2 separate regions of the Homo sapiens genome follow, and region 2 is linked to region 1. The links are chromatin loops, found by intact Hi-C in ENCODE. Cell type or tissue: heart left ventricle. All regions are shown on one strand.

Region 1 (2,500 bases):
CCTTTCACAATTTACCACCAGTTCCGCCTGAATCCTTTAACTCCTAAAGCATCTATTCTCTAGGATAAGGCATGAGAATCACTGGGTGGGGATTTTATCTAAACCACACATACTCCCCTGACACTGTGATCTCCCACCCCCATCCCACAGCCTAGGTGAAAACGCCACAGAGAGCATATCATATTCTTATGTTGCAATTGGGCAATTGCCACTCCCCTCACCAAAAAAGAGGGAGGAAGGAAAGAAGGGAGGAAACGATTTTTCTTAAAGCTACCCACTGCTAGGACCAGGATGGTGAAATCACAGTTAATAACAGTGCACCAAGCTTCAGAGTTCAGGAATGCCTCTGGCCTCCTGGGGAGATGTCCAGCAGCTGTGCCTAATTTGAGTCTCTGTCACCACCTCCAGCCCCCACCCTCTCCTGGTGGCTGCTCTTGGTCTCAAGCACCCTTCCTTATCCTATTTTGTAATCCCTCCCCTGACACTTAACCTGTCACAGGGACACTGTGAAGGTCAAAGGTCTTAAGAGTGGTTAAAACTTGCCAAAATGTTAAGCATCAGTTATTATGAAATGAGGGGCCTAACAGCAAGGCACAAGGGGCGTCTGACCAACCCAAGTTGGGAGAGAGCCCAACAGCATCTCATTCCCATTGCTTGCTCTCTAATGCATCCTAACAAGAACCAGGACTGCCCTTTCTCTGTTATACTCTAGCCAACTTTTACCACACTTATGTAAACAGACAGATCATTTTATTCAATAATTCTTATTTCATCCATAATAGCTCGGCTAGGCAATAGGCTTAAAGGAGGTAGGATACTTGGCTGAGCTGGAACCTTCCAGGTAGAGGGAGATACCAAGCCAAAGCCTCAGGGTGGGGACTAGCCTCCTTAATTCCCTCTTCAATCAGGTTTTCCAGTTGCTGTCTACCTTCAATCAGGTTTTAAAGAGCTGTCTACCTTCAAAATTTCACTCTCAACTATCCTTAACTTTGGTTTTAGTTACTGCTGGTTGACAATGAAGTTAACCTCTACTGAAAATGTTCACTACTACTGTGGGTGATTAGAAGCCAATGTGTCTCAAAACATGCCTGTTAAAATACAGGTTTCTGGGCCTTCAGGACTCAGTAACTGGCATTTCACTGGCTTTCCAAGTGATGGTTAACTCAAGTACAGAAACAGCAGATTGAACCACATAGATATTTCAATTGTAGTCATTTATGTATTGGTCCTATATATATTATACAAAATGCTTCTATAGGATAAATTTGTATTTTTCCCACAAAACAAATTAACAGTAAGTTTTGAGTGGTATGATAATCTACAAATGTGTGACTTTACAGGTTGGATAATCGCATTAAAATTCCTATGCATACATAGAGGGACAGGGAGCCTCGTATCCGATTTAAGAGAGAATGTGATTTTCTTAAATCAAGAAATAAGATGATTTTCCACCATCTTTGCATCAACAGAACAACAAGCAAAATAAAAAGCAAACGCCTCAACAGAAAATACACTTTCATTCAAAGTGAAAGGGCACCATCTAGTGACCAAAAATATAAATTATCAGTGGGCACAAAGACACATGAGCATGCATGCAGAGACAGTCACCAACATGTAACACGTTTACCTCCAGGGTCTGAATCAGTGCTTTTTTGGAAAGTGGTTCTTCAAATAGTCAAGCTTAATAAGGACAGAGAAAAACAAACATGACAAAATTCTGGTTTAGATTGCTAAAGTGGCTAGCAGCATTGTGTTTTTCATTCCCTTTTTGGCTCTTGCTTAAAAGATGCATACAAGATGTGTCCTTTTTTCCAGGTTGATCTTAATTTATTCATTTCAATTCCTGAAATACAGGTCTCTGTTTTTCAATGACTGTTAACAGTTTACAATTCAAACATGTCTGTGTAATACCAAAAGGGATTAAGATTTCCTTTAGACCCACTCTGCAAATACTTGACAGAGAAAAGTCAAAGTATTAACCACATTAATAAACATAAATTGAGGAAAAAGTCAGCTATAAAGAGGGTTAGAAGATGGCATAACAGAAAAATAGGAAATAAGCGTAGAGCTTCTCCCTCCCAAAATTAATTGCTTTGAAGAACTCAATTTAGGCATAAAGGTTTTGAGACATTTACTCTTAAAAAAAAATTTACTACTTTAAAACCAATCCTCAAGTTCCCTGAACACAGGGGTCATGTTTAATTTGGTTTTGTAACTACCACAGTGCCAAACAAGTGGTAGATACTCAATAAGCTGTTGCTGAATGAACGGATGGCACCTATAATTTAGGAAATGGCTAAATACAGAGAGAGGAGATGGAAGTCTATAGAAAGAGTCTAAAGCTCATATCCTAGGTGACTGTGTGTGTGGTACTTTCCAAAAAAGTTCTGAGTTCAAATATTCTGATCTTAGCACCTCTTTAAAAATACAAAAAAACTGTCAGATATTCATCTCAATTTTTGGTTTTTAGATTCCTGTCCTACCCGTCTGCTCACATCCC
Region 2 (2,500 bases), 370 kb after region 1:
GAATCAGACACCTCCATATGCTGCTGGGTCTCCAGTAGGAACCAAGGTATAGAAGCACAAGTGGCCCTACCTAACATCATTTTCAATGACCCACTAGGGGGCTTTTCTTTTTGTCCCTTTAACTCTGGGCTCTGCAGGATTAGAGGTCCCAGTTCCAAAAGGGGACACACCCTTGCCAAGGGACACAGCAAGATTTCCATTAAACTACCAGCCTCAGCTGCCCTCTGGGCACTTTGGCTCTTTATATTCAGGACCAGCAGGCAAGAACAGGAGTCATTGTCCTGAAAGGTGTCATTGGCCCTGACCAGCAGAAAAAGGTGAGGCTTACACCTCTTTCTTATACAATTGAGAGGAACATTTACAGAACTCAGGTGATCTGCAGGGGCACTTCCTGTTACTCCTTTATCCAGATGTGACTGTGAATGGACAAGTGCAGCCATCCTGATCTGAGAAAAGTGTGATTATCAGGGGTCCAGACCCCTCAGGAATGGGAGTTAGAGTCAGCTCAGTAGGTAAGCCACGGAGGTGGTAGCTGAGGAAGCAGGGAATTTAGAATGGACATTGGGTGGGGAAGGTGGGGATAGTGAATACCAATTGGAGCCCCTAAGCTCCCTCTTCTCAGTTTCCCCTTAGGAAGAGAGGCTCACTGGGACCCCAAAGAAGCTGCTCTGCAAGTGTATATGGTGATACGAAGCCACACAGCACAAGGGTGGATTGTGGCAACCATGGAGGTTTACTGCTCATAACACCCTTGAAGGAAGAACTTGCTGGCAGCCTCAGCTGTTAATGAATTCATGATCTGCCTTCACTTTCAAGCCGAATCTGCATTCTTCCAAGGTAACCCCCACCCAGTGACTGAGCACAGTAAGGACACTAGGGCCTGGCCATTTCTGTGGGTTTCTTTAATGAGCAATCTTTGCTCTGGAGCTCCCCGTTGGGTTGGCTGAGATTTTGTCAGATCTTCATCATGGACTGAGGTTCCCACATCTGGAACCTTCACTATAAGAAAATCAGGACATGGAATTTTTGGCTTTCCAGCCTGTGTAGTACAAGAAAGCATCCAAGAAGGAGGGAGAAGGGAGGCGGAGCACTAATCTACCATGTACCTCAGCCAGTTCACCGTGTCCCATGAGGAAGAAGGGAGCAGTGGTTTCTGGAAAGCCACAGGTGAAGGCATTTCCTGGCTTGAAAACAGAAATGGAACCAGGAAAGAGGAGAGAGAAAAGCATAGCCCAGTGGAGCATGCAAGCAGGTCCGATGTGGACAAGCTTTTCTGTCTTTTTGGAATCCCTATCAAATGCTGCCCTCTGATGTTTGTGGAATAAACTACTTTTGAGAAATGTGAAAACAGCCTCATAAGAGAATGAATCTAGCTGTAGTTTCCTGGGATAAATAGCTCTAGATGTCTGAACCTCATGGAAACCAGGAAAAATCCACCAAACTGGGCACCAAAACTACTTCCAAATGATTGGGTCAACTGCCATACAGATCAAGTTTTACCGAGGTGCTATTAACTTAGACCTCTAGGTATAGCTTATCTTTTCTTCCACAATCAGAGTGGGGGCAGTCTTAAGCATTCCTCATGGTTCATGGAATGATCAGAAAGCACATGGTAAATTATGAATCATTTGTACAAACTATGAATCCAAATGAAGTCTTCCAATAAAAGCGTTTAATTTATTGCCAGTATTATTCATATCACTTCTCTTTATAATCTGTCTTTACAAGGTCCCCCCAACCATACCACCATCATAAATGTTGATTAGGAAAAGAGTGACATCACTGATTTTCAGAATGTTAAGTGCCAGTAGGGAATAACTTTATGTCAACAAACAAAGTTTCTGTTTCTGAATATAATATTGCCCAGTACAGCCAAGGAATGAAAGTCACAATGTTTAAAAGTATCACATCTCTAGCTGTCAGTTGATACACAAAACACTTGTCAGAGTTACAGATTAAACAGTAAATAAAAGCCAAGAATCAGGAGATGACCCTTGGGCATGCCAAGCATGCTCCTGCCTCAGTGCACTTACGTTTTCCTCTGCTTGCAACACACTTTCCCTCAATATCACATCCACAGGAGTGTTCTCTCATCTTCCTTCCAAGCTGCTAAAGTGGTAAGGTCCAGGGTCTATGTTCACAGAAGTTTAAGTCACAGTCACATCTTTCTATTCCCCCTTTATCCCCCATGGTCATTTTGTGGCCAATTGGAACTGTGGCTTGGGATCTTTGGATGGAGGAAGGTGGGTTAGAAGAGGCTTCACTGTAGACAAATTTATGTGAGTTGTCTCTATTGGGGTTGGAAGTCAAAAGCACATTTATTGTGTTAGTTTGTTTCCCTTTGCTAACCTTCCTTCAGTATATGCCTTCCTTTTCTATTTATTCTTTGGCAGGATTTAAATATTCATGGGTCTCTGGGCCTAGTAATTTCTTTTTTTTTTCAGACGGAGTTTCGCTCTTGTTGCCGAGGCTGGAGTGCAACGGCGCGATCTCCAGCTCA

Evidence for each region. A loop is a pair of places that touch in the nucleus more often than their neighbours do. Peaks named below come from ENCODE experiments on the same cell type or tissue, not always from the same donor. Only the 100,000 strongest peaks of a DNase experiment are listed, where the experiment ranks them.
Region 2: it touches region 1 in a loop (3-fold over the local background); 12 of 110 quality-filtered maps call a loop at or near these places.

Annotation. Positions count from the first base shown.
Region 1 is chr10:58,781,117-58,783,616 of GRCh38, reverse strand. The region is part of intron 3 of BICC1 (BicC family RNA binding protein 1); the gene reads right to left. Among named protein-coding and RNA genes, the nearest start is that of LINC00844, 220 kb to the left of the region's middle. In heart left ventricle, a CTCF peak has its summit at 1,550 (motif pointing left); a DNase peak (open chromatin) is centred at 386; H3K27ac peaks cover 1,431 bases.
Region 2 is chr10:58,413,530-58,416,029 of GRCh38, reverse strand. No RefSeq gene overlaps it. Among named protein-coding and RNA genes, the nearest start is that of TFAM, 29 kb to the right of the region's middle. In heart left ventricle, a CTCF peak has its summit at 1,316 (motif pointing left); no DNase peak of the experiment used is centred here; H3K27ac peaks cover 288 bases.